Regions from separate parts of the Homo sapiens genome. Here all the other regions are linked to region 1. A link is a loop called in an ENCODE intact Hi-C map of the cell type or tissue named here. Cell type or tissue: dorsolateral prefrontal cortex. All regions are shown on one strand. Each heading gives the region's core, and the rest is flanking DNA. Links, peaks and the distances in the headings are about the cores only. Region 1 holds the start of RPS6 (ribosomal protein S6). Region 2 holds the start of DENND4C (DENN domain containing 4C). Region 3 holds the start of RRAGA (Ras related GTP binding A). Region 4 holds the start of MAP1LC3BP1 (microtubule associated protein 1 light chain 3 beta pseudogene 1).

Region 1 (4,513 bases), core at 188-4,187:
TACAAATGGCCAACAAACACATTAAAACATGCTCAACATCATTAGTCATTAGGGAAATGCAAATCAAAACCACAATGAGTCTCAGCTACTCCAGAGGCTGAGACAGGAGGATGCTGGAGGCCAAGAGTTCCAGACCAACAGGATCTCACTTTGAGCAACAAAGCGAGACCCTGTCCCTACAATAAATTTTTAAAAAATTAAAAAAATAACAAGTGTTGGCCATGATTTTGATAAAGTGCGGTCCTCATACATTGCCGGTGGGAATGTAAAATGGTTCAGCTGCTTTGGAATACAGTTTCAGTTTCTCCCTGAGTTGAGAATAGAACTACTATATGACCCAGCAATTTCACTCTTAGGTATATACCTAAAATAATTTAAAACAAGTACTCAAACATAGAAGAACTATTTACAGTAGTTAAAAGGCAGAAACAACCCAAATGTCTATTTATGGAGGAATGGATAAACAAACTGCAGTCTATATCTACACTAGAATATTGAGCCATAAAAGCAGTGAAGTACTGATACATGCTACGACTCAAAAGATTAGAAGACAGATACAAAAGGTCAATATTGTATGATTCCATTTTTATGAAGTAGGTACATCCACTGAGACAGAACACAGATTGGTGGTTGCCAGGCCTGGTCGAAATGGGGAAGGGGCAGCAACTGCTTTAACAGGGTACAGGGTTTTCTTTTAGGATGATGAAAATGTTTTGGAACTGTATCGATAGAGATGGTGGTTGTACAGCATTGTGAATGTACTAAATGCCACTGAATTGTTCACTTTAAAATGACTAGTTATGTCAATTTCACCTCAACAAAAAAATGACACACAGTACTCAGATTTTAAAAAGCATCATTTCACCAAGATTCCATGAATTAATGTGAGATGATCAAAGAGGATTCAGTAGAATCGTTCAACTTCGAATGTAAAACAGTCCTAAACTCAAACCTTTGTGACACTAAAGTGGGGAGATGGTATGTGATAGTTTTAGATAGTAAAAATTATTCTTGTTTACTTGGTCTCGAACTCGAACTTTTTTGAGGCGGAGTCTCTCTCTGTCGCCTGGGCTGCAGTGCAGTGGTGCGATCTGGACTCATTGCAACCTCCGCCTCTTGGGCTCAAGCGATTGTCGTGCCTCAGCCTCCCTAGTAACTGGGACTACAGTCGCCCCCCACCACGCCTGGCTATTTTACCTATTTTTGGCTATTTTACCTATTTTTATTAGAGACGGAGTTTCGCCATGTTGGCCAGGCTGGTCTCGAACTCCTGACCTAAGATGATCCGCCCGCCTCGGCCTCCCAAAGTGCTGGGATTACAGGCGTGAGCCACCGCGCCCGGCCTTGCCCTCCTATTTTGGTACCGTCAGATGCAAAGTGCCTGGGACAGAAGTGGGGCTCCGCTGGCGCCCAGCTCCAAAACCCAGGCAGCGTGGAAAAGACTAGACAGGGAAGGGGTTAGCCCTCAGAATTACACGCGGGTTTGCCTTACCAGACTACCACCACTGGCACAACCTCAGACCCACACCCAACCGACTTTACCTCCCAGGCCCTGATTAATCTCGCCCGGAAGTACCGCCCACCCATGCTCACTTCCGCTATCCCGTACTTCTGCTCATCTCGCGAGAACTGAAAGCGCCTATGTGACCTGCGCTAAGCGGAAGTTGGCCCTCTTTTCCGTGGCGCCTCGGAGGCGTTCAGCTGCTTCAAGATGAAGGTAGGTGATGGTGGCGAGTGTTAGACTGGGTTTGGGGAACGTGAATCGAGTCCCAGAACGCGGCATTGCCTCAGTTCCAGCACTCCAGGATCCTGGCTTTAGGTGGAGAAGGGTCTCAAGTAGGAGAAGGCTCGCCTTTCTGGGGCATGGAGCTTTTTGGCCGAACGGATGGCAGGCGATTGCGGCTGGAGCCGCGGCGGGCCGGGAGCGCCATGGTGGCGTCCCCGCGCCCAGCCGGGACGGATGCGGCGTGTTGCCCAGTTTGCGGCAGGCCTGTGGTGCGGCTCTTGACCCCGGCTTTCTTGCTTCGGGAGGGTGAACGGCTGCGGAGTGCCCTCGCCCCCAGAGTCATTCCGCGGGGCTTGAGGGGAAAACGTCCTGCTGAGTGCGGCGCTTCTTGACTGCTACTCTGCTTTCACGTGCTTTTAGTGAGTACAGTCGGCATCTTATATTTCCTGCTTGTGTGGAGGCAACATGAAAGGCTTTTTGCAGTGGAATTAACTTTGTAGATGGCTCTACAATTACCTGTATAGATAGTTTCGTAAACTATTTCCCCCCTTTTAATCCTTAGCTGAACATCTCCTTCCCAGCCACTGGCTGCCAGAAACTCATTGAAGTGGACGATGAACGCAAACTTCGTACTTTCTATGAGAAGCGTATGGCCACAGAAGTTGCTGCTGACGCTCTGGGTGAAGAATGGAAGGTAAAAGTTGACAAATTGTTGCAGGTATTTAAGTCAGAGACGGTAAACGCCATTGGTAACTGGTATTTGGAATGGGGTTCAGACTCCGGGTTCTGGCTTCTGACCTTTGGTAAGTTGCTTCCGAATGCCACTTTATAAAGTTAGAGGTATTACCTTGGAGGGGGGGACGTAGAGTAAGCCATAAAATATACGTAAAGTTTACATCAACATAATTCTTGCCCTGCATCATGCATTTGGCAATATGTCACATAGCTGTCCTCATAATCCCCAAAGTGCCAAAAAGGGTTGTATCTGATTTGTTTGTTGCTGTTTGATATTTTATCTTCTTAGTGCTGTTATCTCTAATAAAACATCGGTTAGAAATGCGACTTGAAAGACATTTGATAATTGAACTTGACAAGTTGGGAATATAGACAAAACTCACTGAACAGAGAAAACGTGCTTAAGTTCAAATTGGTTTTCATAATTATACTTTCTCATATAGGTGTGTTCACAGAGGTCACAATCCTGTACTGTATAATTTTGGAATAGAAATAGTAAATGTGTCATTCATTGTATGCTCTTGCAGGGTTATGTGGTCCGAATCAGTGGTGGGAACGACAAACAAGGTTTCCCCATGAAGCAGGGTGTCTTGACCCATGGCCGTGTCCGCCTGCTACTGAGTAAGGGGCATTCCTGTTACAGACCAAGGAGAACTGGAGAAAGAAAGAGAAAATCAGTTCGTGGTTGCATTGTGGATGCAAATCTGAGCGTTCTCAACTTGGTTATTGTAAAAAAAGGTGAGGGTTACTTGTGTTCAATTTTCGTTGAAATTGATTTAAAGCCAGTTGTCCAAATGCTTATTCATTTGCAGTATCCAGACTTACAGACCAATGGATTTGTTTCTCTACCATCAATTCAACATTAAACATTCTGATTTAGGATTCTTAAGGAAGTTGTTGAATTAAAATCTCTTCAACTGTTTCTTCTAAGGAGAGAAGGATATTCCTGGACTGACTGATACTACAGTGCCTCGCCGCCTGGGCCCCAAAAGAGCTAGCAGAATCCGCAAACTTTTCAATCTCTCTAAAGAAGATGATGTCCGCCAGTATGTTGTAAGAAAGCCCTTAAATAAAGAAGGTAGGAGGGATTATGCAATTAGGGCTTGCTTAATTTTGGTAATTTGTCTATCATTTTGTGTGCATATCAGAAGATAAATATGTGCCTTTGGAAGGCCTTAGCACTATTCACTTGGAGTTTTTACAGAAAATATTTGGGGGTGGCCAGCATACCCAGTTGGTGTTAATCCTTGCTTATTATATCCAGTGCCTTGTAGAGTGCAGTAATTTCGTTGAAAATCTGCTTGTGAATCTTTGATGTATACATTATCCAAAAATAACCTGACTTTAAGGTCATTGCTATCTGGTTTAGGAGTCACATGTTTGAGAATTCTGGGACTATTAGCACCACACACTTTGTAATTTTATATCAGATGTTCTAAATTATTAATATTTTTTAAGAGATGAGGTCACACTGTTGCCCAGGCTGGTCTTGAACCCTTGAGCTCAAGTGATGCTCCCACTTTGGCTTCCCAAAGTGCTGGGATTATGGGCGTGAGCCACCACACCCAGCCCAAAATTATTTTTTGGCTTACAAAAGAAGTTGCTTTAAACTTCTGTTTCATCTGTAGGATATGGATAACAATAGTTAAGAGTTGTGAGAATTAGAAGTTAGAGACCTTACTCAGAATACTAGGGAGCAGGTGTTAGGGATTTTGGAGCTTTACCTTTTAAGAACTTTTGTCCATATAGTAGACAACATACTCACCAGTGAGGACCTCAAATAGCAATATTTCTGTGGTGAAATTTGGGGATATTTATGTTAAATAAACAGCATGTCAGTCAAGGTTGGGTTTTCCTGACAAAATTTGAAAGAATTTCTCTGGATTTTGGTTTTCAGGACTGGTGTGACTTAACATACATGGCATAGATAGTATACGTCTGTTAAGTCAGTAATTACACTTACTTGAGCACAGGTACTGTTCAAGGTGCTGAGAATACAGTATAGACAAATTCCTACCCTTATGAAGCTGATGTTGCAAAAAAAAAAAAAAA
Region 2 (4,513 bases), core at 212-4,211, 150 kb after region 1:
ATACAAAAGATCAGACCCCTAATCTCAATAAACTATTTTGCAAAATGGTCAACGGAGATACCAATGCGGAGGAAAGTGTGGATTGAGTGGCAGAAAACCCTTTGCCACTACTGAAAAAAAAAACAAGTCAAAGCAAGCCTATATGACAGGCAGATCATGTTCATGAATACAAATCTAACTTCATTGCCGACTTCCCAGTCTCACAGCAAGACGGCAGTTTACCAACTCTTTAACAGTAATACAAAGAACAGGACAGAAAATATAGTTTCTTTTTTGCATGCTATAGTGATCAAGAATAAAGGATACCTTTAATGTTCAAAGATGAAAACTTCCTTTTGCAACTAATATTGCTCTTATCGCGTGTACACAGAAAAATCATACAACGCTCTGCATTTCTGATAGAGTAATACACACTATCACATCAAATCAAGTATTTATCCAGAACTTAGCGCCTTAGCACTAACGTTCTCCCCTCTCATTATACACAGACCGGAAGGGAAAACCTATTCCTACGTAAATTAGGGCCTAGGAAGAACGCCTCAACACGGGTTTGCACACAATTAAGCAGGCTCAGTGGGTCAATTTCTCAGGCTACAACGCTTGACAGTATCTCGGAGGCACAAAGAGACAGCTGAGGGTTCACTACTGGAAATGACACTTTCCCTCAAATTTGCACAAGTACCCGCGGTAACTACCCTAAATTTTCCCGTGTGACAAACATACATAAGGGGAGAAGGAGGCGGTACTATTTAAAAACTGGGTAATTCCTTATTAGTGCAGATAAAAGACGGTCTTCGAGAGGGAAAAGGTCTATCAAGCAGAAAAGGGGAGGAAAAAAAAAAAGACGTGACAGCATTCTTAAAACAGAAAAAGTTACAGCTCTTTACAGGAGTCAGCCTTAGGACTTCATTCCTTGGTTTTGTGTTTAGTCACTCCAGAGTTAAAAGGATACTGCCCTCCTAGAAAGTCATCCCCGACAAAGAAGCCCTGAGGATCGGCCACCGTAAGACAGAGAAGGAAATGTCTTCAATTCACCAGAGACACCTGCCCAGGTCCCCCTCCTCCCCGTTGTCCCCGACACTTCTCAGTCCCCCGACTCCTCTCGAGACTGCCCGCCACCCCTGGCTCTAGCTCTCCGCTCTCTCAGCCTCGACCCCCTCTGGGAAGCCCCGATCCTGCTCCCTCCGCACCCCGGCCCCCACCAAAGCGGCCGTCGCCCCGGCGGTCCCCCGGGCCCAGACCCCTCGCGCTTGTACGCAAACGATTCTCATGGGCCCGGCGGGCGACGCGGGGAGGCTCTTCAGGGGCAGCCTTTCCCCGACTGCATCCCGCAGGATCCGGGGACTCCCCGCCCCCGGAAACCGCGGAGAAACTAGGCCACGAACGCCAGCCGCGGCCACTCTCCGCCTCCTCGGCGACCCCCCGCGGGCCAGCCACTCGGAACTCAGCCCTCCGGGCTCTACCTGTCCCGCGCCCTCCCAGCCTTGCAGCGCAGGCCCCGCGAGGGCACGGCGCAGGCTTCCTCCGCCAAAGGCCCCGCGCCGCAGCCTCACCTGCTGCCTGCTCCTCTGTCAGCGCAGCCCCGACACGGCTTCTTCCTGGGGCAAGAAAGCACCGGATTCGCGGACTGGGCGCGCTCGGCAGGGCAGGGCGGGGGACTAGCTCCAGCGGCCGCCGCCGCCTCAGTCCGGTCTGCGCCTGCGCCGCCTCGCGGGCAGGGTCTCCGAGGGGCGCCGCCTACAGCCAGGGGCGATGGCCGGAGCGCTGGCCCGCGCGGGTGCCTCCGCGCTGTGAGCCGTCGGACAGTGCGGGCGGCGCGTCGCCTAGGAGCTGCCCGCGGCGCAGCCGTCCCAAGACCTGACCGCCATGTTTCTGTTCCCTTTTTCTCCCCCGCCTTCCGCCCCTTTCCACAAAACAGCACTTTCTTTTCCCCCTCCCTCTCCCTTTCCTCCTGCGGGGGCGGGTGGAAAAGGGCGGGGGGTGGGAGGGAGAAGACGCAGGGAGGAGGGGGGCGGTGCGGTGCTCAGGCCCCTCCCCCGGGGAGGGCCGAGGCCCTGCAGCCACCGCTCCCCTCCCCCGCCCGACCCCTGTGCGACCCCCGCGGGGCGCGGGGTCTGAGCCTTGCGGGCCTCCGATCCCCTCCTCAGCGTTCGCGCGGCCGAGCCTGCAGAAACAGAGCTGGGGAGAAAGCGCTCTGGAGGCCGCTGTGCACCCCTTCCTGCAGGGCTCAGACTGGCGGTGTGATGTGGGTTTATTGCCTTGGCCTGAGGCAGGTGGCGGCTGCTTCTCTCGGAGTTTTCAAAGACAGGGAAAGTGATGCCGAGTGGCTGAAGGTCACTGAGGACAGTGCCGGGAGATACGTGAAGATTCCTTCCCAGGGAAGGAATCTGGAATTCCCACGCATGAGTAGAGGGCTCTAGAGAGACCCGCGCGCTGGCCCTTCCCGAAACCCCTTGGCTCCAGTGCACCATGTGAGTCCCTGGCCGCGCTCGGTGTCTCTCCTTCGGCCCAGATTTGGGGATGGGAATTCCTAATGGAGAAATCGCTCATTTGCATAGTCAGTACCCTCACGCCTCCTAAGTGTAGCCTCATTATCGACACAGACGCCTGCAGAGTCGTTTCTCTATAATGCAAATTTTGCAGGATATTTTTGAACAACGTTTTTGAGTTATCATAGTAAATGAAAAAGCAATTACTAGTTATTTAGGAAGAAGGAAATGGTTTGAAGTAGAGATAACTTTTTTACCTCTGGGGGGAAAAAAAGGCGAATGACTTCAGATTCCATGGCAGGTCAAAATCAGAACTGGTAAGATTTCTGCATATCTGGTGAGTATCCACATAAATAATCATTTTCCTGAAAATTACACTCTCCTTATTTAATCTGTATTTTTGCATAAAAATGTGAGATTATACCTGGGTCATAAATGCACTGCTGTCCATTTATTTCTGAAGTTTATTGCATAGCCATGGATAATTTGAGTTTTATATTCAATAGCAGAAACTATTTTTCTAACCACGTAAGCAGTCAGAATTGATTTCAGAAGAAATGCGCAGCAATAAAAGTTAAGGCTTATTTAATAACAGTTTGGGGCCAATTTGGTCCCCCTGGAAACTATCTTTGACATTGACAATCCGAAGAGCAAAAGTTTAAGAAAGGATCTAATACTTCAAAATTTAGCTTGTGGGCCGGACGCGGTGGTTCACGTCTGTAATCCCAGCACTTTGGGAGGCTGAGGCGGGCGGATCACCTGAGGTCGAGAGTTCCAGACCAGCCTGACCAACATGGAGAAACACTGTCTCTACTAAAAATACAAAATTAGCCGGGCGTGGTGGTGCATGCCTGTAATCCCAGCTACTCGGGAGGCTAAGGCAGGAGAATGGCTTGAACCTGGGAGGCGGAGGTTGCAGAGAGCCGAGATTGCGCCATTGCACTCCAGCCTGGGCAACAAGAGCAAAACTCTGCCTCAGAAAAAAAAAAAAAAAGAAAAAAAAGAAAAGAAACAGTGAAACAAAATTTAGCTTGTGGGCTTCTTTTCCTTCTTTCCCAAAGTCTAAATTAATTAGCAGTTTTAAAGCAATATAAACGAGATTTCTTTCTTTATTTACATATATATTTTTTAATTTTTCCTCATCCCAACTAGAAAAGGAAAGACAAGATTTCTTCGCCCCCTCCTTTTTTTTGGACACAGGATCCCCCCCTCTGTCACCCAGGCTGGAGTGCAGTGGCACAAACAGGGTTCACTGCAGCCTTAACTTCCTGCCACCTCAGCCTCCCGAATAGCTGAGATGGTAGGCCTGTGCCAACCACCCACCCACACCCCACTAATTTTTTGGGGGGGTTAGGGGAAGATATAAAGTCTCACTATATTGCCCAGGCTAGTCTTGAACACCTGAACTCAAGCAATCCTATTACCTCAGCCTCCCAAAACTCTGGGATTACAGATATGAGGCACCGTGCCCAACCAAGACAAGATTTCTTAATGGGTACATTCATTTAATTAGCTCTCAGGGATTCAGAGTTTTTTTTTTTCTCTCTCTCTCTCTTTTTTTATGGCACCCACAGAAATGAAAAATGGATGAGGCCAGTATCTCTCTTCCACTTGACTTGATTTTTCTCACTTTGCAATGGAAGGCTTAGGATTTTCTTTAATTTTTCTCACTATCTTAATCGTCCTATAGATTTACCATAGATTTTTCACTGCCATTTTCCACCAAAAATTTCATAGAATGAACTTGAATGTTTTGGGACTAATTTTTCATGTGAGTTAACTGTTCTCAGATCTGGAAGTTCTTGATTCAGCAACCTTCCCAACTGCATGCTTAGGGGCCCAGAACTGAAATAAGTTCATTTGAAATTTTATATATATATATTTATATATATATATATTTTTTGAGACAGAGGCTTGCTCTATTGCACAGGCTGGAGTGCAATGGCATCGTCTTGGCTCACTGCAACCTCCACCTCCCAGGCTCAAGCGCTTCTCCTGCTTCAGCCTTCTAAGTAGCTGGGACT
Region 3 (4,498 bases), core at 1-4,000, 330 kb after region 1:
TGTTGAATTTAATCCTTTTAAACATCCTATCAAGTGGTTTTTTATTGTTGTTTTTGAGATAGGGTCTTGCTTTGTCACCCAAACTGGAGGCCAGTGACACAATTATGCCTCACTGCAGCCTCTACCTCCTGGACTCAAGCAATCCTCTCTCCTCAGCCTCCCAAGCAGCTAGGACTGTAGGCACGCACCACTACGCCTAGCTAATGAAAAAAAATTTTTTTTTGTAGAGAGAGGGTCTCTCTATATTGCCCAGGCTGGTCTCGAACTCCTGATCTCAGGTGATCCTCCCACTTCAGCCTTCCAAAGTGCTGGAATTACAGGTGTGAGCCACCACGACTGGCTATAAAGTAGTATTCTGACCCACATTTTACCAATGAGGAAACAAGTGTAATGAAATTAAGTATTTGCCCATGTTCACAGAGCTAGTAAGTGAAGGGACCAGAATACTAACTCAGGTGGTCTAGCTTCAGTCCATAGCATAAGCGCTTCTACAGCTGTTACCAAACATCACTAAAGTGCTGGGGGCTAAATTCACAGAATCAAATTTGCCAGTCAAGCAATACTTGTGGGCAGTCAGAATTTTTAGATTTGCATATTAAGCACTTTCAAGTTATTTCAAATAAGGACATGTTTTAAATTGCTAACACGTTTATTCATGAATGAAGCCAAGAAGAATTTATAAATGCATTTTAATACCTTGCTGATAAAATAGTAACATTCCGTCTTTGCAATCTGATACGGAATACAGGAAGATACTGGTAAAGGCTTTGATGTGCATATCTATCATAACCAGGTAATGAGAACACACACGAACCACCTACTTTAGTGTTACACCATACCAACTTCTCAGAAAGGTCAGCTTCAAGCTCTACTGGGTAGCTGAGTAAATAGCGTCCAATGTTTAAAGACTGGGGAAGCGGGGAGAAAGATGAAAGGAGTAAGCAGCACACACTTCAAAGCCCACTTTTAAGCACACGACATTATGAATATTAAAAATAAAGGATGCAAACAAAAAAGGCAATTCAGCATTTTCAGAAAGAGCATTTGGCAATATTCAACGCATAAGGAGACTGTGCTTGGGGCCATCCACTCTCTCCAGCTTCTCAAAGTGTTTCCGGGCATTGCGAATGTTGATCAGAGTGGCCGCAGAAGGGATCGACGGATCTGACATGACCACCATCACGTACGTATTTGAGGTGAAGATGTCGATGAAAGCAGCGAAGTTGGAATTCCTAACTTCCATGCTCTGGAAGGAAGCGGCCAATTTACTGCAGCTCAGCTTGAACTGTTTGATGATGTTGCTGATCTTCTCAAACCGGTGGACGTCGCGCTGCTCTTTGCACTGGTAGTGGGAAATAACCAAGAATGTAGCTCTTTCGAACAGCAGAACTTCATCGGCCTCAATGATTTGGGCAAAATTCCTGAGGTTCATCTCCAGCTGCTGAACGTTGGGAATCAGCTGGTAGACGATGCTGGACCAGGCTTTGTAGAGCGTCTCATCCCAGATGGACGTTCGAAAACAAGCACACTCCAGCGGGCGAGACAGACGCCTCAGGTCTTCCTCTCGCTCTTTAAAAATCAGGTCACGCTGATCCTCCTGAACCAGATCCATTTTGTGCACCAGGCAGAAGATTTTGGCGTCAGGAGAGTTCTGGAGGATGGCCTCCAGACACGACTGGTAATAATGCATGTCCTTTTCCAGTTCGCGGCTCTCCACGTCAAACACGTAAATCAAAACTTCCACGTTACGGAAGATATTGTCTCGCTGGCTGGTGAAGTAATTTTCCATGAAGGTGTCCTGACCGCCACAGTCCCACAGGTTCAGCACCAGGTTCCCTAGGAATCGGACGTGGGAGTGTTCCACGTCAATGGTGGCCCCCAGGCGCCGGGTGTCGCGAGCAATGTAATTGGCGAAGATTATCGACCTCATGCTGGTCTTCCCCGACCCGCTCTTCCCCATCAGCAGCACCTTTTTCTTCATGGCTGTATTTGGCATCACCCGCCGGGGCACCGCGGACTGGGCCTGAGGGCGCGGCCTACACGCAGCGCCGAGGGAGGGGTCGGGGGCTGCCGGGGACTCGCAGGCCGCGCCTCGCTCCGCTCCGCCGCGCAGCTGGGCAGGCAGGAGAGTCGAGAGCGCGAACCCGGGGCTGGAGAGGCCGCGGACGGGCTGGCTCTTACTCAGATGGGAGCGCCCGCGGCTGTCAGTGGCAACGGCTCGGGAGATACGCTCGCTTTCCGGGAGGGAGCCGCTGCGTCCCCGCCACCACCCACTTCCGGCGGCGATCTCGCGAGAGCTCCCTCGCTCCGCCCTCCGTGCCCGACGAGCCTTGAAAAGCCGCTGCTCTAATGAAACCTAACCGGGGCGGCGTGAGCCCTAAGATGGAAGGGAAGCTCGAGGACTTCGGTCTTTTGTTCTGTTGCAGCTGGGTTTGCTGTTGCTAGGGGTACGTGTGTGGTTGGCCGGGGGAAATGCTGCCCTCTCGTGGCCAAAAAAAGCCCCAACCGCCACCACCACCGCAACTGGCTTTAGGAGCGAGGTGTGTCGGGCCGGTTTCCGCAGGGGCAGCCGACTGGTGAAGTGGAGGGAAAGCCTAACTTCCCAGTCCGCTTAGGCCTCCCCAGCTTGCCCGGCCCAGTGAGTACAAGGGCAGGGCAGATGGAGACTGTGCAGGCGCGGAAAGTGAGACTTGTAGGCAAGCGATTGCCTGTTGCTGCGCAGCTAGGTAATAGCAAGTCCCTCCTAGGAGACATCCTGGCTTCCAGTGGGTGCTTTTAATTCCTTTCTCACATCTGCTTTTCCGTAATCTCAGACTTTAGAATTTATAATTAGAATTCCAAAGCTCGAGGAAATGATAATGTGGAATCCCAGGCATTAGTTCCATCCTCACAGTAACCCTGTGAATTAATAACCCTATTTTCAAGTTAGGGAATCAAAGGTTAGAGAGGTTAAGTCACTTGACCAAGTTACACAGATACTAAATGATGAAATGGAATTTGGTTTTAGACAATCTTGCTGCGGTCTATTTGCCTAACAATAGGCTACCCTGTGCCCCTCTCAAAGCATAATATGATTCTGCTCTTGGTCTTCAAGTAGATGAGTGAATCAGTGTCGCCAGTATCGTTCATACAGAATGAATGAGAGTCATCAGGATACTGAAGCCTCTGTATCTACCTTAAAGTCCTTTTTTTTTCTTTTGAGACGGAGTCTCACTCTGTTGCCCAGGCTGGAGTGCAGTGGCGCGATCTCAGCTCACTGCAACCTACGCCTCCTGAGTTCAAGCGATTCTCCTGCCTCAGTCCCCCAAATAGCTGGGATTGTGGGCACCTGCCACCACGCCCGGCTAATTTTTGTATTTTTAGTGGAGACGGGGTTTCACTATGTTGGCCAGGCTGGTCTGGAACTCAAGCCAGCCACCTGCCTCGGCCTCCTAAAGTGTGGGATTACAGGCGTGAGCCACCGTGCCTGGCCTAAAGCCCTTATCAAAGTGTATACTGTACTGTACAAATTCAGGTATTCCATTCTTTCATTTATTCAAAAAATATTTTAATTCCTACTGTTAACGTGTGCAGTAAAAGAAGTTCAAAAATGGCCTTTGCTGTAGTTTATGGAAATCATAGAGTGAAATTCCATAATACAATATAGTATGTGGAAAATCTCCTCTCAATGTATTCAGTTTCATCTCCTTGGTGCTACCTCTTCTGGAGCCTTCTTATCTGATCGCCTTTCACCACCATTCTGGGGTTTCCCTTCCCCGTTCTTTCGAGTTGGGTATTCTTTTTCCTGATTTCACATCTTCTCATTTTTGGCTCATTTGGTGGAACACATGTTCCAATAGTTTCCAGATAAAAAGTATGAGGAGAGTAAAAATTTCAAGAGATTGGATGTCTGAAAATTTCTTTGTTTTTACCCTCACACTTGATTGGTTGGACATAATTTTTCCTCAGAGTCTTGGAGGCATTGCTCTGTTGCTCCATCGTCTTTTAGCAGCCAGTAGTCTGATGCCTGCTTCTTGGTTTTGATCTATTCTTTCCTCTCTAAAAACATATTCGAAATTTTCTTATTCTAGTGTTCTGAAACTTAATGATAATTGGCATTGTTGAGCCCAAATTTGCATTGTACTGGACTCTCCAATGTGTCTTTTAATTTGGAAACCATGCCCTTGAATTCTAAACAATGTTCTTGAATTGTTTGATGATGTATTTCCTCTATTCTGTCATGTGAATACTCCTAAGGTCTGGATATCACATTTTACGGAGTCTCCTCTAATGTATTTTTTTTCTTTTTTTTGGAGACAGAGTCTCACTCTGTTGCCCATGCTAGAGTGTAGTTGCACGATCTTGGCTCACTGCAACCTCCACCTCCTGGGTTCAAGAGATTCTCTTGCTTCAGCCTCCCAAGTAGCTGGGACTACAGGCCTCCACCACCATGCCTGGCTAAGTTTTATTTTTGTTTTTGTTTTTGTTTTGAGATGGAGTCTTGCTCAGCAGCCTAGGC
Region 4 (4,513 bases), core at 360-4,359, 85 kb before region 1:
CCACCTCCTGGGTTCAAGTGATTCTCCCGCCTCAGCCTCCGAAGTAGCTGGGATTAAAGGCGTGTGTTACTACACCCGGCTAATATTTCTGTATTTTTAGTAGAGATGGGGTTTTGCCATGTTAGCCAGGCTGGCCTCCAACTCCTGACCTCCAGTGATCCACCCACCTCGGCCTCCCAAAGTGCTGGGATTACAGGCACGAGACACTGCGCCCGGCCGAAAAAAACAAGTTTAATTTTATTTCTCTATCACCTAGGCAGTGCAAGATTGGTATGACAATTGCACAGAACTTTCTGGAACCCAAACTCCTTCCTGTCCATCACTCCATCATCCCAGGGGTATGATGCTCATCCTTGTGTCCCAAGTTGGCAACCAGAGCTCCAGCCATCACATCCACGTTCCAGGAAGCAGAGTAGAGGAGGGCAACAAATAAAAGGAGCAAATGGAGATACTGTTTTTTAAAGAAAGTTCCCTGAAAGGTGCCATATACCACTTCTATACATGTCTTCAGACAGAACTGGTTGGAAAAACAAAAAAAGATGAAAAATGGAGACTTTTATTCCAGGCAGCCAACTTTCCAGCTAAATATTGGAGCTTCTATTACAAAGGAAGAAAGAGGAAGTGATATTAGAGTAAGAAATTGAAAATCTCTGCCACAAAAGAATTATTTTTTTAATCCTCATAACAGCCTATGAAATAACTTCTGTTATTATCTCCATTTTACAGATGAGAAAATTGAGGCTTAGAGAAGATTTTTGTGGAAGATTTTTGTGGGTTTTTGTTTTGTTTTGAGACAGGGTCTCACTCTGTCACCCAAGCTGAAGTTGCAGTGGTGCCATCATGGCTCACTACAGCCTTGGCCTCCTGGGCTCAAGCAATCCTCCCACCCAAGTCTTCCAAGTACCTGGGACCACAGGCACATGCCACCCCACTCGGCTTATTTTTGTACTTTTTGTAGAGACAGGGTCTCACCAAGTTGCCCAGGCTAGCCTCAAATTCCTGGCCTCAAGTGATCCTCCTACCATGGCCTCCCAAAGTGCTGGGATTACAGGTGTGAACCATAGTGCCCGGCCAAGAGAAGATTCTTGACCAAAGTCTATACTCAAAAGCCCTGACCAACATCTCACTGAAAGTTATGAGAGACTCTGAGGCAGAACTGCCCAGCCAAGCTGCTCCCAAATTCCTGACCCAGAGAAACTGAGAGACTATTTATTTTTGTTTCAAGCCACTAAGTTTCAGGGTCATTTATTAGGCAGCCACTCATCTAGTTTATGGTGTGTGCCCTCCAGGGGGACTGCATTTTAATAGGGGACTCAGAGAGGCTGCCCATGGAGCAGTAAAAGCTCTAGGCTGGAAGTCAGGACACCTGGGCCTGGTCTTCTACCTCATAAAAGCTACGCAGCCCTGGAAGACACGCTTCAGGGCTCTGAATGTCAGTGTTCTCATCGTAAACACTTCTTTAAGGGAAGGGGCAGGTGTTGAACTAGACACCCTCTAGGATCGCTTCCAGCTTTCATGTTCTAACTGTTGGAAGAGAGAAACTGGGAGCAGAGCGCAGCACCCCCGGCCAGGCCAGCAGCTACTTTCTCCCCAGCTCGCAGGCTGCAGCCGAGGCCACAGGAGGAAAGGAGGCCCCTGGCCCTTTCCTCGGTTGAACCCAGGCTCTTCACCCCCGGAGTCGGCCTGTGACCCTTTCAATTTGGTGGGTAGAAATCTCCGGGAAGAGGCTGTACAAGTCACAATACAACCCCTCTGGAAAAGACGTGAGGCTTAACCCATAAGCAGCAATGGAAAAGGAAAGCTACAATCTCTAAATCAGTGGTTCTCAACCAGGAACAACTCCCGGCTCTCCTCGCCAGATATATGACATTTGACAATGTTTGGGACACTTTAGGTTGTCACAACTGGAAGGGTAGGTGCTACTGGCATCTATACTGCTGAACTCCTTCGCTCGCTCACTCTCTCATCCACACCCATATACCCACACATACCCCAAGTCGCTTGTCTCTGTGGAGGCTTGCCCCAGTTTCTCAGTAGCTCTGGTGGATCTGGGGGTTAGGGATCTAGACCGTCAAGGGGCCAACCAAACTGAAACCTGGAGTGGAGTCACCAAGAGGCAGAGCCCAGTGGGCCTGAAACATACACACTTTCAGGGAATCTCGTATAGATATATGCATGAACACGGCCTTGGGGTGGCAGAAGCGTTAGCGTTATCAGCTTTGGGGTAAATCCATTCTCTGGAACCTTGGCTTTAAAGAGCTCCCGCAAAGCGCAGAGCTTTCCTCTGGGGGCGCATTTCTGCAGCCCAGAGTCAGCACGGTCCGCTCACCTGGAAACATGCCCGGCGGCGAGTATAGGCAGGCACGCAAGAACTCTCTCCTGCCTGCGTGGGAGGCAAAAGCCGCCCTGGCCGCCCCCGCCGCAGCCCTGCGCCCCGCGCCCCGCGCCCGCCAGCCCCTAGTCCCACAGCCACGCGCCTTCTAGTCCCACACCCCCGAGCCCCGCAGCCCCGCGCCCTTCAGCCCACCGCGCTCTCGCCCGGCAGCACTGCCCCCTGGTGGGCGCCCGGAGCAGCGCCCGCCCGCTCCTCGGACACCCAGGCCGAGCTGCTCCCAGTCCGCTCCAGACACTACACTCATCGGGCTCCGCTCCCCACGCCCGCATCTCCCAACTGCCAGCCGTAGGACCAAGCAGAAGTGCATCCCTGACCTTCCTGTGGTCCCAGCGGACAATGGCCAAGACACCACACTCACAATGTGTCTTGCAGGTCATAGCTCCCCTTTCTGATATTTTCAACTCATGGGTATGGCTCCTGTTGGCTTCTTTCACGCTTGCTCTGCACAAAAATACGCACACACTCACACTCACACGCACACACACACACTCCTCAGTACTCCTGACATCCAACCAGGTGCCGTGGACAGAAGAGCCATCATCTGCCCAGCGGTCTGGCAGCCTGGAGACCTTTCCCCTGGCCTAGTGCTCGCTGCCCGTCAGGTATCAGTTTGGACGCCGCATTCCAATCCAGGAAGCCTTCCTCACCCGGGCAAGGTATTCTCACCACACCCCAAAACTCTTTTGCTCTAAGGCAGGGGTCTCCACACCCCAGGCCGCAGACCAGTACCCCTTTGTGGCCTGTTAGGAACCGGGCTGCACAGACGGAGGTGAGCCCCGGGGCGAAGGCAAGCATGACCGCCTGAGCTCCACCTCCTGTCAGATCAGCAGTGGCATTCGATTCTCATAGGAGTGTGAACCCTGTTGTAAACTGCGTATGGGAGGGATCTAGGTTGCATGTTCCTTATGAGAATCTAATGCCTGATGATCTGTCACTGTCTCCCATCATCCCCAGATGAGACCACCTAGTTGCAGGAAAACAAGCTAAGGGCTCCCACTGATTCTACATTATGGTGAGTTGTAATTATTTCATTACATATTACAATGTAATAATAATTATTATTCTTATATTACAATAATTATTTCATTATACGTTACAATGTAATAATAATAGAAATAAAGTGCACAATAAATGTAATGAGCTTGAACCATCTGAAACCATTCTCCACCTCACACTCCCAGCCCTTTCCAGTCTGTGGAAAAAAGTGTCTTCCATGAAACCGGTCCCTGGTGTCAAAAAGGTTGGAGACCGCTGCTCTACGGATTGATTGGTTGGTAAATTGATGTTTGGATTCAGTCTCCCAGGCCCTGGGTTTGTCTCTGGGAATACAAAGATGAGGAGGCCAGGCGGTGCGGGTAGGGAGAGGCCAGACTGGATGGCTTTATCCCACCAGACATCCTAAGATTTGGGAAGAGAACAGGTTTTCTTCCAAGTGAACCCCCAGGCCAGCTTCCTAAAACCTCCTCTTTCCTAGCTCAGCCCACACCCCTCTCCTCCTTAGTGCTGCCTCCCTTCACTGCTTCTCGGGGTATTTTCCACAGCTGGTTGTAGATAGCGGTACCCCTCCCCGCCTCGGAGGGAGGGCATGAAAAGGTATTACAGGAAATTTCACCAGGGACCATGGGAGAGAAAGAGGAAGCCCTGGGCATGTGTGTGCCAGCACTTGTCAGTGTGCACCTATGTGTGCATACAAGGTGCGTGCACACACGGGAGGAGTCTAGAGGTTCCACAACGCTAAATCCATTCTGGCGGTTTTAGCTAAAAGTGGGGAGGGGATTCCACATTCCTGGCACATGACAGTGTAGTGAGTGGTTCAAATAACGTTTGCCCAAAATTCACCTTCACCCAGAATCTCAGTATGTGACCTTATTTGGCAATGGGGTCTTTGCAGATGTCATTAGTTAAGATGAGGTCATACTGGATTAGGGTGGGCCCTAAGTTCAATGACTGATGTCTTTGTAAGATAAAGGAGAAACTTAGACACAAGGCCACAGGGACACAAGGAAGAAGCCCCATGACAGTGGAAGGAGAGACATGGAGCAGATTCTTGCTCAGAGCCTCCAAAAGGAGCCAACCCTGCCCACACCTTGATTTTGGACTTCTGGCCTCCTGAACTGT

What was found. Hi-C counts contacts between places; a loop is a spot of excess contacts. Peaks named below come from ENCODE experiments on the same cell type or tissue, not always from the same donor. Only the 100,000 strongest peaks of a DNase experiment are listed, where the experiment ranks them.
Region 2: a loop joins it to region 1, with 6 times the contacts of the local background. A loop is called at or near these places in 35 of 110 quality-filtered maps.
Region 3: it touches region 1 in a loop (21-fold over the local background); 28 of 110 quality-filtered maps call a loop at or near these places.
Region 4: a loop joins it to region 1, with 4 times the contacts of the local background. A loop is called at or near these places in 69 of 110 quality-filtered maps.

Annotation. Positions count from the first base shown.
Region 1 is chr9:19,377,394-19,381,906 of GRCh38, reverse strand. It overlaps RPS6 (ribosomal protein S6), which reads left to right and starts at 1,671. Exons shown (of 6, transcript NM_001010.3): 1 at 1,671-1,717; 2 at 2,289-2,420; 3 at 2,989-3,199; 4 at 3,393-3,539. The coding sequence starts at 1,712. RefSeq lists an enhancer at 1,157-2,356. In dorsolateral prefrontal cortex, for the core only: CTCF peaks have their summits at 1,513 and 1,717; a DNase peak (open chromatin) is centred at 1,626; H3K4me3 peaks cover 3,595 bases; H3K27ac peaks cover 3,355 bases.
Region 2 is chr9:19,227,874-19,232,386 of GRCh38, reverse strand. It overlaps DENND4C (DENN domain containing 4C), which reads right to left and starts at 1,694. Exons shown (of 33, transcript NM_001330640.2): 1 at 1,554-1,694. RefSeq lists silencers at 1,147-1,286, 1,507-1,876, 1,957-2,256 and enhancers at 890-1,395, 1,396-1,902, 2,287-2,536. In dorsolateral prefrontal cortex, for the core only: a CTCF peak has its summit at 1,743; DNase peaks (open chromatin) are centred at 1,776 and 2,176; H3K4me3 peaks cover 2,782 bases; H3K27ac peaks cover 2,570 bases.
Region 3 is chr9:19,047,158-19,051,655 of GRCh38, reverse strand. It overlaps RRAGA (Ras related GTP binding A), which reads right to left and starts at 2,229. Exons shown (of 1, transcript NM_006570.5): 1 at 631-2,229. The coding sequence starts at 1,996. The coding sequence ends at 1,055. It also overlaps a transcript of SAXO1 not described here. RefSeq lists a silencer at 1,971-2,160 and an enhancer at 1,768-2,289. In dorsolateral prefrontal cortex, for the core only: CTCF peaks have their summits at 2,281 and 2,480 (motif pointing left); DNase peaks (open chromatin) are centred at 1,925 and 2,335; H3K4me3 peaks cover 3,317 bases; H3K27ac peaks cover 2,931 bases.
Region 4 is chr9:19,462,892-19,467,404 of GRCh38, reverse strand. It overlaps MAP1LC3BP1 (microtubule associated protein 1 light chain 3 beta pseudogene 1), which reads left to right and starts at 4,016. Exons shown (of 2, transcript XM_047424278.1): 1 at 4,016-4,089. The coding sequence starts at 4,016. RefSeq lists a silencer at 2,201-2,660. In dorsolateral prefrontal cortex, for the core only: CTCF peaks have their summits at 2,346 and 2,547 (motif pointing left); DNase peaks (open chromatin) are centred at 2,324 and 2,574; H3K4me3 peaks cover 972 bases; H3K27ac peaks cover 2,064 bases.